2 separate regions of the Homo sapiens genome follow, and region 2 is linked to region 1. A link is a loop called in an ENCODE intact Hi-C map of the cell type or tissue named here. Cell type or tissue: dorsolateral prefrontal cortex. All regions are shown on one strand.

Region 1 (8,000 bases):
TGCATGCCACCACACCCAGCTAATTTTTGTATTTTTGGTAGAGACAGGGTTTCGCTATGTTAGCTAGGCTGATCTCAAACTCCTGACCTCAAGCGATCTGCCCACCTCAGCCTCCCAAAGTGCTGGGATTACAGGCATTGATTCTCACTTTTTATAGGCAATCATGGGTGAGCCAGACTGCCATTCACTGAATACAGTCATCCTCAGCACATGAGCACAGAGCTAAAGGATGATGATATGGTGGGGCTACAGGATGCACCCCCAATTCAGTCTGATATACCTTATGGGAGAACAAATTTCTGGGAACATTTGAGGGAGGAAATATCTTCTACTAAAAACCAACAAGGAATCAGGAGGCTAAGCTAAATTAAATAAAGTAGAACTGTTAGTGAAGCTGTGCAGAGATATAAATGAAGTTGATGACTCATGAACAGGGAAGAACATGCATTTATGCACAAAACACTTATGCTAGAATCGAAGCAGTACAGCCGTACAAATATAAAACAAACATATATTCTCATAGGAGTCCAATAAAACCGAAAGGTTAAGCACCCTAAAGCAACACTAAAACTTTTAGATATCACTGGATTCAGCAGCAATTGAGAATTGTCGTGAATTGGGGCTGTGAGAAGGTACAAAAAAAGTAAATCCAAACATTTAACTCACAAAGTGATTTCTAATATTGAGTTTCCATCATTCAAATAAAATCCAAAAGTCATCTAATTTGCACTTTCTATTGGCATTTACAGCAAAGACATCTTAAACATTCAATTCTCACTTTAGTTTTTACCTCACAAATCATGAGTTAGACACAAACGAGAAGCCCTGGCATTTTCCAGTGTAGTTCACGAGTGCCCTCTAGTGATAGTGAGGTCAGTTAGGATAAGCCATTCCCCTAAATAATTGTTTTAAAAAGTGAAGATTCACTAAATGTTCAATTTCTGCTGTCAATTAAAAATGGATCTTCTGCCACTTTTATTTGCACTGCTATAAACTCAACTTATTCTCTCTCTTTAAATCCATATCTAGGCAAAACCATTTATTGAAGAATATGCAATGCAACCATCTGAAAACATTTCAAATACAGTAACTTTTACCTGATCCCAAAAAGAATACATTGCGTTGAGTGTTGGGAAACCTTTTTACCACAGAATAAACATGATAACCAAAAGTAAAAGAAAAATTTTTGGAAGTAATATACTTGTGTAATTACTTCATTTCTCTAACTTTTCAGCATTTCAGTGACTGGTTACAAATTATCACAATGCTTAAATCCACAAAATCCTGGTTCATAAATCCCTCATCACTGATTTCTTCCCACTTTTGGTGTTTTTTAAAAATAAAGACTTCCAGCAGATTCCCTTATTCCTTAACTCTCTATCTCAGATTTCTTAAACTGGTGGCCTGTAGGTCAATTGTGGTCTGTAGGCATGCTTACTTTACCTTTTAAATTTTCTTACTGGCTGCTAACACTTAAAAATGCAGATTTCTGACATGTCCTGAAGAAAGAAAATCACATTTGGCCATGCCTGCCTGTATCGCCACATGGTGTCACATTGTCAGGAGCCAAGTGCGCTGCCCTTCAGGTGAGGTCTATGTTCTCCGTGTAGCCAGGGGCACAGCTCAGCCACCTCAGTCATGAGGGTGACTTACCTGGCCCCTGGAGACATTTAAGTTGCAACCCCTGAGTGTGTGACCACTTTCAATTCTTCTGGTAAAAGTTCTCTTTCTACTCCTTATAACCAATCTTATCTTCTATCATATTAGCACCACACAATAAAAGAAACACACAGCACATACTAAAAGAAATATGCTATTATAAAGAAAAGCAAAAAAGATACCTCCATAATAGAGAAATGAGAACACATAAATGCAATCTATTTTCTCCAGACTTGATAAAGTTCACTTTGTGCTTATGAATTGTGTCTTTATTTTGAGGTGACAAAACTCTCACCATGGGTTCCTGGGTAGCAAATAAGCTACATAGATCTTCACTGTCACAAACCACCTGCTCACATCCCAAGATTTCTCTCTTAGAACCAAAGTCTAGGCTTTCAGTTGAATGTCAAGTCAGGACATAGAAAAAGAAACATGACACTCACGGGTGTGCTGCTGTCGGAGAAGGTGTTCATGCTGACAGAGCTGCTCAGCTTCTCTGAGGAGACAGAGGGTGGGGACGGGCTCCTCTTCCCCAGGGGCTCCTGCCGCTGCAGGTACTCTCGCCATGCTCGCTGAATGCTGAAAAAACAAAACAAAACAAAAAACAGCACACACATGATTACTGTTGGATCATGGTCCACAGACTCAGAAACTCACAAGGAGTCTGAAGGAATTGGCTTTGGTGCCAAGGGAAGTAGAACATACAGAATGTGATGTAGTGAATCAGGAGACCTGAACTTTAACTTCAATCCAGCCATGGAGACTGTCTCCCTACCTTACTGGTTTGACTTTCACAGACTTGACTGCACTCAACCGGCCTAAAAGAGTCAACTTAATAATAAAATTCATCAGTCAAAACAAACTAGTTTGCACAGGTAAATGTACTTTGATTTATGAGACAACAAATTCTTTCAATTTTTCATCTTATATTTTAGATGAGAATAATAAATAGGCTGACTACTACTGCATGCACTCAATGTGTGATTTTTGAGGGGCCATTCTGTGCCAGGGTCAGCTGTAGACTCTGAACAGGGACTCTGCCGTGCACAGCTCCAGAGCAGTCCTTTGCATGACTGCAAGGTGAAGGTGTCAGTGATGTGCAGCACAGTCTGCATGGCCAAATGCAGTGGCCCTGCTGTGGGGCACAAGGCAGGCGAGAGCACCACATCATGGGTTTTATATACTGTGGAAGGGAATAGGAAATGGACAAAGATTATAAATAAAGAAATGGACAAAGATTATTCAAGTGTTACGTACTACTCAGAGAATTAATGTAATGTCATTAGGCAGCTATTTCAGGTTTCGCCTAAGGAAGTTATTTTCTGTGATTAGTATCAGAAAAAATAAATTATCTTCTGCTCAGGATAACGGAAACCTCTTCTTAATATAAGCTAAGTGATTCCCCCATGGACTGTGTATTAGTCCGTTTTCATGCTGCTATGAAGAAATACCCGAGACTGGGTAATTTATTAAGAAAAGAGGTTTAATTGACTCACAGTTCTGCATGGCTGGGGAGGTCTCAGGAAACTTACAATCATGGCAGAAGGCACCTCTTCTGAGTAAAGGGGGAAGCCCCATGTAAAAGCACCAGACCTCCTGAGAACTCACTATCAACAGAACGGCATGGGGGAAATTGCCCCATGATTCAATTGTCTACATCTGGTCACACCCTTGACATGTGGGGATCATTACAATTCAAGGTGAGATTTGGGTAGGGACACAGAGCCAAATCATATCAGACTGGCTTGTGATCTTTGAGATTAACATCTCGATTTTCATAGGGGGGGTCACTGAACACAGTCTAACCTCTTCTGGGAGTTAACAGTTCATGCGGACTAGTTGTTAGGATTCAGCCTTTTAAAATAGTTTAAGATAGCTGTATTAATTCTATCACTATCTCTTCTAAACTCCTGGAAGCATCTGATCTCTGTAATTCTTTCACACACAACCTATGTCATTAAAGTTGTTTCTGAATCAACAAACTTATTTATTCTCATTTGGCTGGAATAGTTCAAAGATCATCAATTCTCAATGGTCACAGCATATAAATAACAAAAAAAATGTGACCACATTATTGAATCTGTATGTTTTCCCTAATTTATTAAAGGTCTGGGAATTACAATGCTCAAGGAAAAGTCCATCAACTGTAGTGAAAACAATACTTTTGGGTCAGTAGCCAATTCCCTGAAGCTAGGAAACTTAAGCTTTAGGGGTTCTTACTTAAAGGCCAGGAGCCTCTTCCAAGATCCTGATGAGGGGCTCTTCATGATTTGTATAGAATTGTAAAAATAAGATACTTTTAGAGTTTTTTTTTTAAAGGACTCTTCAGATTATACATACTTCAAGCCTCACTAAAGCAGAATCTGGCCCAAATTTGAATTATATTTGGTCACTGTTTTATTACGAAATCTTGCTCAAAGTGCATTTTTATTTCTGTTTTTCTTTGGCTTAAAGATTTTAAGCAGAATGGGAAAGGGAGTCCCATAAGATTGCCTGCCTGAGTTTGGTGGTCTTCTTGCTTCTTCAAGACCCGTTATATCAGAGAGGAGTGAACTTAAGGAAGCTGTCGGTGATGTTCACATCCTCTGAGTTGCTTGGGGTATCCCAGAGCCCAGCTAACAAATTCTGCTGCTTGAAGGTTCCTAAAGTCTCTAAACCTGCCCGTCAAGAGCTCAGAATGTGTAACATTTTAAAGGCTGTCTAAAAATTAGAAAATGTTGACAACCAATAGAACACCCACAACTTTATAGGACTTTGAGGTATTCTACACTGTCCTTTTTTCCCTTTAAATCGTCTTCATTATTCAGAACATACAAAAACAAAATATAGTGGCCATTTGAGATACTACATTTTAGCTTGTTGAACACCAGAGGGCGGTGTGACACCTCTAAAGAACCAAATAACATTGGGCAAAACTGAGATGAGAGGTTTGCAAAGGAATTTGCACTTAAACATCCTCTTCTCCCTCCTGGTTTTATGGAATTTGGAAATTGGCATACCAGTTCTCCTTAAGTCAGATATTAAGAAGACAACATTATTTTCTTCCTAGTTAATGGATATCCTTTTCTTTTCTAATTTATAAGGTGACAATATTAAGTACTTTTAAAATATGTATTTAAAACATCTGTGCACCCACTGACTTTCTTAATACAGGAGCTGTTTTTTTGTAATATTTATTTTATAGTCATCCACATATGTGAAAACAATTTATTACACGATCTTATTATTTTTAAAACATACTATGATATATATATTTCTCATTACTACTTGTCCTTCATAATTACAGTTTTGAGGACTAGATGATAAGCTGGACAAGTCTTTAAATTAGCATTTGGGGTCAAAAAATGACAGGGCCATCATGTCACACCAGGCTATTACCCAAAATTGCTACATTGTTTTTTAATGATGGAACTATGCTATGTTATTCTCTGTATCATAGAAAAGTGTTTACATGTTATTTACTCCCCTTGGCGATTCCTACAACATGACCTTCAAAGATTAAATTGTTCCAGTATTAAGCTGTCTTAATACCATCTCCAGATGTTATTTTACTGTAAGAGGGAACTAAAGTAAAATTTAGAAGCACCTCATCTCTCAATCATAAGGAATCACTTTCAGCCTTCTTCTCCTAGATTTACCATAATTCTTGTTCACAAGTCTCCTTTGTGGCTACAGAGTAAATTACCCACTACCTTGACATTTTTTTTTTGAAACTAGACAATGCTATTCATTATAATTATTTAAAGGCTTGTTGAAGTAAGAAAGCACATGTTGTGTGCTCCTATATTTTGAATTATAAATAAAGTGTAAGGGTTTACTTCTAAACAGATGACAAATACATTTTCAACAATTTTTCTTTTTGCTAGGTCAGTTCCTGTGTATCTTCTCTTATAGCAGGGGTGGCACAATCTGCCTGCCTCTGCCCTTTTTCTGTATATCCCTGTGTGTTTTGCAGTGCGGTTGGCTCTGTCATGCACTCACAGCCACTTGGGGGACTCACAGCCAGTGCAGTCCGGGTTGCCAATGCATATGTTTATCTAGAAGAGGAGAGGAGAGGGTTCCCAGAGAGCTAGGGTGCTTAGAGAAGGCTTGAGGGAGTCCTAGTATTTTAATTAGTCCTGAAGCATGGATGGGATTGAGATTGATGGAGAGGAAGAAGATCTTTGGGCAAAGGCACAGAAGTGAAGACACCAGGCAGGAAGCAGGAGGATCCCAGAGAAGAGCAGTAAGTCTGAGGCTACAAAGATGGCAAGAGGCTCTCAGAAGCCACCTGGGGTCAGGCTGGGGGCAGACTGTGCAGTGGGGCACAGACTGGGCAGTGTGGGCAACCCTGCTTTGGTGCAGTTGATAATTGGTTTCAACTTTTCAAGAACAGCCAGAAATCTTGATTTTTTATGAGAAAGTACTATTTTTTATATGTTACCAAACAATTATAAAAAATTCAAAATACATTATAACTCAAGTAGGCTGAATTTAGGGATGGACAAAAGAGGACACCATCAGAGAGGATACATTGAATCTGAGTATCTTGGAAACAATAGCTGACATACATAGAGCTCTTTTTTGTGTTGATTCTCTCATTCAATCCTTACCACAAGTGAACTGTGAGGGAGGCACCATGATTATCACATGGGTAGATTTTGCGTGCCCAATATTAATTTCTCCTTTTCATTGGTTTTGCGGATCCACCAACTCTTTACCCACGAGCTTTGGATGAAACAGATCCTACCCTATCACTGTAGAGGGTGGTCCATTCCCCCGGGCTGACTAGCCAGAGGGCCGTGGTTGGTTCAGTTTGGAGATGCACACATGGTTCAAGCCAGGTCTATTAAAGGCTGCTCTGGGGATTGTACTGAGACTATGAGAAAAAGGCCCTCTTTTTCATCTAAAGTTTCAGCAAGTAGAGCTGAAACTACCTGCAAGCCTAGAGCTGGCAGTGGCCACTTTGTTGCAATGTTGTGAGAACCCACATGAGAATGAATCATGGAAAGAGCAGAGTTTATAGAAGAAGAAAGACAGATGCCTGATAACCTTGCCCAATCGCCCGGGTTTCAGTGTGCTTAAAGCACGTTAGACCATGGGTATTTCTGTTATGTGATTCAATATGATCTTTTTTACATCTATAAATTAGTTTGAGCTGAGTTTCTGATACTTACAACCAAACAGTCCTGGCCGGTCTCAGGAAACAAGATGGGAACTGATCATCATTCCCAAAACTCAGAGCAGATCCCTGCCTCCCCATTACGTTTGTTCCCTCCTTACGGTTCAGCAAAAGGCAGAAATAGAGAAACAGGATGGAGACAGTGGGTTTGGCTTGTCATATACTGACTGTGAGTGGAGAAGTAGAACCCCTACTTATTTCAGTCTGTTAGTTGATTTTTCTATATGCAGCTAGCTAAAAGCTATCCTAACAGATATATCATATTTGCATCATTTGTTATCTATCCCAACCCTGTATCCTGATACAAACTTGTTCAAATGTCAATACGGGGCCACTGCATGCAACAGGCAGGTTTCCCACAGAAACTGCCCTCTCTTTCCAGCCTGCTTCCCCTCCACTCCAGTATCCGCCCGGTTTGTAGCTCTCGACTTCACTGCCACACTGATGGATGATGCTTCCTACGCACCAGGGCCTATGCTCTCTTGGCTCTTTCCATAGGTCTCTTCTCAAATACCCATAACTTTGCAGACTGTCAAGAATGTCAATGTTCTCACACATGAGAATTTGGGCAATTTGGGTCCTGGATCTATAACACTCTTTTCTTTATGAGGACTGAGAAGGTGCTTCAGAAATAATGCACCCAGGGTTACTGAGTCTAAGAAAGAAAATAGTGGTCCTGCAATACTATTAAACATCCAAAAAGAAGAGTATCAGATTAGGCTAATCCAAATGCTTCTTTTCAAACAAGTCCTCTTCCCCCACTAGAATGTAAAATCCTTGAGGGCAGTGACCACTCCACAGTTCTGGGATATATGACAAGTAGGTGATTAACAAATGTAATTCTTCTAACATTGCATCCCAGAAATAGCTCAAAGAAGAAAAAGTTTTATCTCATGATAAAGTATGCTTAGAGTCATAGAGGTTCTTGCCTAGTTTACCTCTCATGAGCTGTAGCTTTAGACAAAATACTAAACACACTGGCCTCCCTCTTTCTTATCCATAAAATAGGAGTAAGAATAACTTCTTTGTAACCCCTGCAAGAAGTCAAGGATAATGTATGTAAATTACTTAGCCCAAACTTGACAAATAGAGCTCCTAGATAAACTATTATAATTACTTAAGGAAAGGACATATCAAACATTTTCAAATACTTTGAAGTCACCTGTGCAAATCATCTAAG
Region 2 (8,000 bases), 330 kb before region 1:
TCTGACATCTAATGAGACAGAATATTGCTCAGTAAACATAAACATTTCTTCACAGTATAGTCCCTTTTGTATCAGGTCCTATGGAGGCTTTTATACAATTTCTAATTTTGTCATGAAATTTCTGCCAAAGCCTGTCCTCAGAATCCATACTCTTGGTTAACAGAACGCTTAGTACACATGTGTAAAGTTTAGCTAAGGAAATAGACATCTATTTAAAATTATACCACAGCCAATATCATACTGAATGGGCAAAAACTGGAAGCATTCCCTTTGAAAACTGGCACAAGACAGGGATGTCCTCTCTCACCACCCCTATTCAACATAGTGTTGGAAGTTCTGGCCAGGGCAATCAGGCAGGAGAAAGAAATAAAGGGTATTCAGTTAGGAAAAGAGGAAGTCAAATTGTCCCTGTTTGCAAATGACATGACTGTATATCTAGAAAACCCCATCGTCTCAGCCCAAAATCTCCTTAAGCTGATAAGCAACTTCAGCAAAGTCTCAGGATACAAAATCAATGTGCAAAAATCACAAGCGTTCTTATCCACCAATAACAGACAAACAGCCAAATCATGAGTGAACTCGCATCCACAATTGCTTCAAAGAGAATAAAATACCTAGGAATCCAACTTACAAGGGATGTGAAGGACCTCTTCAAGGAAAACCACAAACCACTGCTCAGCGAAATAAAACAGGACACAAATGAATGGAAGAACATTCCATGCTCATGGGTAGGAAGAATCAATGTTGTGAAAAATGGCCATACTGCCCAAGGTAATTTATAGATTCAGTACCATCCCCACCAAGCTACCAATGACTTCCTTCACAGAATTGGAAAAAAACTACTTTAAATTTCATATGCAACCAAAAAAGAGCCCACATTGCCAAGACAATCCTAAGCCAAAAGAACAAAGCTGGAGGCATCACGCTACCTGACTTCAAACTCTACTACAAGGCTACAGTAACCAAAACAGCATGGTACTGGTACCAAAACAGATATAGACCAATGGAACAGAACAGAGCCCTCAGAAATAATGCCACACATCTACAACTATATGATCTTTGACAAACCTGACAAAAACAAGAAATGGGGAAAGGATTCCCTATTCAACAAATGGTGCTGGGAAAACTGGCTAGCCATATGTAGAAAGCTGAAACTGGATCTCTTCCTTACACCTTATACAAAAATTAATTCAAGATGGATTAAAGACTTAAATGTCAGACCTAAAACCATAAAAACCCTAGAAGAAAACCTAGTCAATACCATTCAGGACATAGGCATGGGCAAGGACTTCATGTCTAAAACAGCAAAAGCAATGGCAACAAAGCCAAAATTGACAAATGGGATCTAATTAAACTAAAGAGCTTCTGCACAGCAAAAGAAACTACCATCAGAGTGAACTGGCAACCTACAGAATGGGAGAAAATTTTTGCAATCTACTCATTTGACAAAGGGCTAATACCAGAATCTACAAAGAACTCAAATAAATTTACAAGAAAAAAAACAACCTCATTCAAAAGTGGGCAAAGGATATGAACATACACTTCTCAGAAGAAGACATTTATGCAGCCAACAGACACATGAAAAAATGCTCATCATCACTGGCCATCAGAGAAATGCAAATCAAAATCACAATGAGATACCATCTTACACCAGTTAGAATGGTGATCATTAAAAAGTAAGGAAACAACAGGTGCTGGAGAGGATGTGGAGAAATAGGAACACTTCTACACTGTTGGTGGTACTGTAAACTGGTTCAACCATTGTGGAAGACAGTGTGGTGATTTCTCAGGGATCTAGAACTAGAAATACCATTTGACCCAGCCATCCAATTACTGGGTATATACCCAAAGGATTATAAATCATGCTGCTATAAAGACACATGCACACGTATGTTTATTGTGGAACTATTCACAATAGCAAAGACTTGGAACCAACCCAAATGTCCATCAATGATAGACTGGGTTAAGAAAATGTGGCACATATACACCATGGAATACTATGCAGCCATAAAAAAGGATGAGTTCATGTCCTTTGTAGGGACATGGATGAAGCTGGAAACCATCATTCTCAGCAACTAACACAGGGACAAAAAACCAAACACCACATGTTCTCACTCACAGGTGGGAATTGAACAATGAGAACACTTGGACACCGGAAGGGGAACATTACACACTGGGTCCTGTTGTGGGGTGGGGAAAGGGGGGAGGGATAGCATTAGGAGATATACCTAATGTAAATTATGAGTTAAGGGGTGCAGCACACCAACATGGCACATGTATACATATGTAACAAACCTGCACGTTGTGCACGTGTACCCTAGAACTTAAAGTATAATAAAAATAAAAAAGTTATGTATTCACGTCAAATGTCTGGAAAAATTTCTCCAAAATGTTAGCAGTGATTGCCTCTGGGTAATAAGTCTTTTTTTTTTTTAAAGCAATTGTTTAGTTTTTTATTCATCTTGTTCTACATTTTTGAAGTGTTAACATGAGAATAAAACATTTCATAATAAATAATAAAGATACTTTCGTTTAAAAGAAAATTGTATTTCAAGATGATACATAATTCAAAAGTCTTGCTAGTAACTCTTAAACTTGATTGTGCATCAGAATCACATGAGGAGCTCTTAAAAATTACGAACTGCTTTCCAGGTTTTATCTCTTAGTTAATGAATCAGACTGTCTATCACTAGACCCAGGAGTCAGTATTTTGGAAAAGCTTCCCAGGTGGTTCTGATGGAGTCTGAGTGGCATCTGCCCTTGGACTGGCATTCAGCAGCCAGAGACTTAGAAACAAACAGCACGTGCAGTTTTAGATTTCCCAGGTGTGGAGAGAAGCTTCCTCTCTCTGCTGACACGTATATGATAGCCCTAATGAGGATAAATAACTACCTTTCTAAAGTTACCTGCTGCCAAGTAAATTTCCTAATTGCCATGGAACCTTTAGTTGGGCCGCTTTGTTTATTTTGACAAGAGCTGCTAAAGTATTTTAAAAGGAACACTTGGAATCTGTGATGGAAGGACTTCAGGCCTCATCATTCCAGCAGAGGGCAGCAGCCATGGGGTCTGCAGAGAAAAGCCCTGGACCATCCTCAGGCCTAGCATGGAAATTGGATCTTTCCTTTTTCTAGCCAACCCAGGGGCAGAGGCAGGAAATGAGATAAGCAAGTTAAAATCATCCTGGGTGACACGGAGGCTGAGCCTTATAGCATCCTCAGGGATCTGCTGTGATGCCATCCATTTGTAAGATGCTACGTTTAAATATTAAGAAAATGTTTTCTGGATACAGCATTTAATACAATGAGACAGAAGCAGGAGGAAAGAATAGGGTTAAAGGATTCACTAGGATGGTCAGGCAGCTGTAAAGGCAATTTGCATTCTTTCTGCATTCTTTCAATTCTAAGCATAGCGTTTTTAAAAATTTGCTTTTATTGTTGGGTCCTGACTGCATATGAAAATAAGGGTCCAGTCACTGAGGCAAAGCTGGTTCATCCTTCCAGCTTCAAACCTAGAGGAAGGGGACATAGCCCAGCAACCTTTGCTCCCCTGCTGGTGCTGCTCTTTATCTTTTGGGGAAGGCAGCAGGACAGCTGGAGAAATAGACATCCCTGTGGCCAAAACCACCTAGGGACGAATGTCCTTATCATTCAGTTTCCCTTATCTGATCCCTTACACATTTTTTTTTTTCCAATTGCAAATCCTCAGGCTTATCTAGCAGATTTAAGTTGAGGAAAAACCAAAGCTTATTAATTTATTTCTGGAGTTTCAAGGGACTGTTTAGTTATCTTAGAGCTGAATGTAACAGCCAGCCTGAAACTTACATTCTTCTCCATCCATCCATCCATCCATTCATCCATCCATCCAATAATATTATGCTAGGCACTAGGTAGGTAGGGATGATGAACAAGAAAGGATTCCCCTTTAAAAATTTTTTTCCAGCCTAGCAGGGAAGATATAACTATTAAAATTATGATAAAACATTCTAAATGCTAAAACATAGGTAAGACTTATTAATTTTGAAATGGTTTTATTAGATATAGTATAGCTGTTAAGAGTTATACTATAGGGTCAGATTGCTAATTCAAGTTCTATCTCTTTCATATACTTTCTGTGTGAACCTGGGCAAATATTAATCTTTCTGTGCCCCCATTCCTCATTTATAAAAGATGGATAAGTGTGCTATGTAATAAGTTTCTTAGGAGAATTAAATTAGTTAATATGTATTTATTTGAAAAACTCAGAAATCACAACCTGAAAGGCAAAAATACAATTAAACAGGGAGTTTACACAAACAGTTCTAACTTCTGCCCAACATCATTCTTGAACATTTTCTCTACCTTTTATCTCCATCCTTCCAAGTAGCACATGGAACAACATGAAAATGGAACAACAGGAAAATAATGGTAGGAGAATTGGCTCTAAGAAACGAATCTCCTGTGAAAGAAAATTACCAAGTTGTCTCTGGAATAGTGTTTTTATCCCTTTTAAGGTCATGGATTCCTTTGAGTATTCATTCACTGATTTAATAATTACTTAGTGAGTACCTACTCTGTGTTAAATGTTATTCCAGGCACTCAGAACAAAGCAAAGATTGTTGCCCTTGTGGAGTTAATATTCTGAGAGGCAGGGAGTTAGACAAGCAAAAACCATAATACAGAAGTCAATTATCTAGTATACAGGAGGTGACATGTTTTAGAAAAACAAAAAGCAGGAAAGAGAGGGTCAGAAGTGCTGGTAGATGCGGTGGGGCAGGGTGTAATTTAAAATAGGGTGGCCGGGGTAGAACTCATTGAGAAGGTAACATTTGAGCAAGGATATAAAGAAGGTAAGGGAATTGGCTGCACACATATCTGAGGGAAGTGTTTGAAGTCTGGGAGGTGTTAGTGCAAAGGTCCCAAGTCAGGGAATGCCTGGGGTGTTACAAGGAGGTCAGTGTGGTTAGGGCTGAGTGAGACAGGGAGTGGTAGGGGATGAGAGCAAACTACCTAGGAAAGCCACCCATCGTTTCTTTGGAGCAGTGATTCCCATACTTCAGCATGCATCAGGGCTTACTGAAACACAGGCTGTGGTAGTCCCATCCCAGAGTTTCTAACATTTCTAACAAATTCCCAGGTGATATTGATGTTGCTGGTTAGGGGACCACACACTGAGAACCTCTCATCTAATACATAGTTACACAATGATACGTATGTTTTGATGGTATTGCTGGGCCCCTAAAGTCTGTCCTGGACTTCAGTTTAGGAATCCTCTAGTAAAAAGCATGGTATTTGACCTGTAACTCCGGCTAGAAAAATTCCTGATAATGTTCCTGATTAAACTTCTTAACCACAATGATGGCTGTTTAGCTCTGCTGTATGTGTGTTTTACTTTCATTGAATAAGAATTTGTGGAGTACTTTGTTACAAACACAAATTTGAGCTTCTTGAAAGATAACGTTAAATAGCACTAGAAACCTTTCCACAGGGCACATAATTGGCTTGACATATTACCTTTTAAAATAGCATGTGACTCTGTCCATGTCTCAAGACGGGAAGATTAAAGACCCGGAGTTCCGCAGTGTATCCTCATCAGGATGGTACCCATAAATTAAGAAGGAGCCAACAAATCCCCTAGACTTCTAAATAACAAAAGGGTTTTTTGACTGTTTTTAAAGAGAAGCTGAAGCAGCACTCAAAGAACCAAAATGACCTGGCAAGTACCTGTCGTGAAGAGATAGTGGGGAGAATATTAAGTGAAAAGAGGGAAATGTGAAAGCTAGAATCAGATAGCTTAATCAGTGCAAGATGAGGTCTGAATTATGTGCAACCTACTTTGTATTTACTTGGTTTTGCAAATTAGATTGGAGTTTGATCTATAGGCTGGACAAGAGCAATTGTGCATTTCTGGGATACCTCAGAGAATAAGTACTCAGCGAGAGAATAAAGAGCCGATTGGCATGTTAAGAATGCAAATGATGAGGACACAGAAATGCTCCAAGGAGCAAGAGAGGACAACTGGGCAGTGAATAAAAACATGCACAAAACTAACGTAATCATTGCCTTATGATACTTACTGTTCCTACCATGGAGAAGGTTAAGCAGCCAAAAGATTCATTGACTCAAAGATACTGATTTCCAAAGATGACTAAGGCATATCAGGCCTTAGAGGGACTTAAATTATGAAGCAGTGGCTCATATTTTGAAGCAATTACCATGTCATTTTCAGACACATGTTTCTTTTCAGTTTTCTGTGTTTTCTTATGCTCTGGGTTTGGAGACAGTGCACCTTTTCCAGCTGAAGTCAAAGTGACTATACACTATCCATTTCAGTTAAACCCACATCTCAAATAAATGTCTATAATGTTTAGCGGATATTCTCCTTGTCAAAATAAATAGTGGAGCGTTTCTTTTAAAATAGGATTGTCTTTTGTAACAGTATAATCATAGGAGTATAATTTTCTAGTTAAAGCAATATTTAATAAATTGGACTGCTTTGTGGGTCTCAAATATTCACTGACAGGAAGTCAGATTGGTGATAGGGAAAAGTTGCTAAACTTAATGCTATGACATGTGAGTTAGTCTTTGTTGGGTTTCATGGTTGTGTTGCCTTAGAAAAGTCACTTACATACCCTAGAAAATCCGTGAAATGATTGCAGTTAAGCAGTTGTTAGAAGGTCAAATGTGATAGGTTGTGTAAATTTAATTTTAAATCCTAACATGTGGTACAAGTGTTTGATATTAGTATTATCTATACTTGAGGTTGAAATTTACATCATTTTTTCAGAAATGTTGCTGGAGGATACAAAAGCTTTTAAATAAATGAACTATTTACAGATCAACAAAATACTGTATTAAGAGTAAAATTGAGTTAACCAATTTTTGTGCTTATTGATTAAAATTGAATATAGGCCCTTGTATCAGAAAAGAACAATTACCAACTATATTAATTAACACTAATTTGCATTTAGTGGGGTGTCCTGAATTAATTTCCATGAGTTAAGAATAACGGATATTTTTGAATGTGTGTGTGTGTGTGTGTGTGTGTGTGTGTGTATATATATATTTCAGTTGCGTGTCTTATATTTACAGGCATACCTCAGAGATATTGAGTTTGGTTCCAGACCACTGCAATAAAAGAAATATCACAATTAAGCTAATTATATATATTTTTTAGTTTCCCAGTGCATATAAAAGTTATGTTTATACTGCAGTCTATTAAGTGTGCAATAGCATTATATCTTAAAAAACCTAATGTACGTACTTTAATTTCAAAATACTTATTGCTTAGAAACATACTCAGGCTGCCTGGCAAAAGTAAAATTATTAAAAAAAATACTTTATTGCTAAAAAATGCTAACAATCATCCGAGCCTTCAGATGGCTGGGTGTGGTGGCTCATCCCATCCTAACACTTTGGGAGGCCGAGGCAGGAGGATCACTTGAGTCCAGGAATTCAAGACCAGCCCTGGCAACATAGTAAGACATCATTTCTATTAAAAATAAAAAAAAAATAAGCCAGACATGGTGGCCCAAGCCTGTAGTCCCAGCTACTCAGGAGGTGGGAGATTTCTTGAGCCGGGAAGACTGAGGCTGTAGTGAGCTATGATCATACCACTGCACTTCAGCCTGGGGAACAGTGAGACCCTGTCTCAAAAACAAGACAAAACAAAAACAAAAAAACCCAACAACAAACAAAAAACCAACAACATAAAAAAAACCTATCTAGATCATAGACTGAATTTTGGCTTTGTATCTGGATTTTGACTTCACAAATAACACTCAAAGTATTTTAAAATAGAAGGCTAAGTATTATGTAAATATAACTCATGATTCAGTTTTAATTATATACTAAAATTATTTCTCCAATTGTGAAGATTTCGTATAGGGAAAAGACCCCTCAACTCTTCAGCAATATTTTCTATATAGACACAGCTTCATAAAAAGAAAAAATGAGACCTATGTGATTATACTGTTTATAGAATAATTTTTTCATTAAAACTTTCATTTTGAGATAATTGGAGAT

Evidence for each region. A loop is a pair of places that touch in the nucleus more often than their neighbours do. Peaks named below come from ENCODE experiments on the same cell type or tissue, not always from the same donor. Only the 100,000 strongest peaks of a DNase experiment are listed, where the experiment ranks them.
Region 2: a loop joins it to region 1, with 6 times the contacts of the local background. A loop is called at or near these places in 28 of 110 quality-filtered maps.

What each region holds. Positions count from the first base shown.
Region 1 is chr3:159,256,786-159,264,785 of GRCh38, reverse strand. It overlaps IQCJ-SCHIP1 (IQCJ-SCHIP1 readthrough), which reads right to left. Exons shown (of 10, transcript NM_001414413.1): 4 at 2,103-2,238. It overlaps IQCJ (IQ motif containing J), which reads right to left. Exons shown (of 4, transcript NM_001042706.3): 4 at 1,039-2,238. The coding sequence ends at 2,055. Among named protein-coding and RNA genes, the nearest start is that of SCHIP1, 12 kb to the left of the region's middle. In dorsolateral prefrontal cortex, CTCF peaks have their summits at 662, 866 (motif pointing left), 4,336 and 4,537 (motif pointing right); DNase peaks (open chromatin) are centred at 840 and 4,531; H3K27ac peaks cover 303 bases.
Region 2 is chr3:159,581,819-159,589,818 of GRCh38, reverse strand. The region is part of intron 4 of IQCJ-SCHIP1 (IQCJ-SCHIP1 readthrough); the gene reads right to left. The region is part of intron 1 of SCHIP1 (schwannomin interacting protein 1); the gene reads right to left. Among named protein-coding and RNA genes, the nearest start is that of IQCJ-SCHIP1-AS1, 180 kb to the left of the region's middle. In dorsolateral prefrontal cortex, a CTCF peak has its summit at 3,033 (motif pointing right); a DNase peak (open chromatin) is centred at 3,065.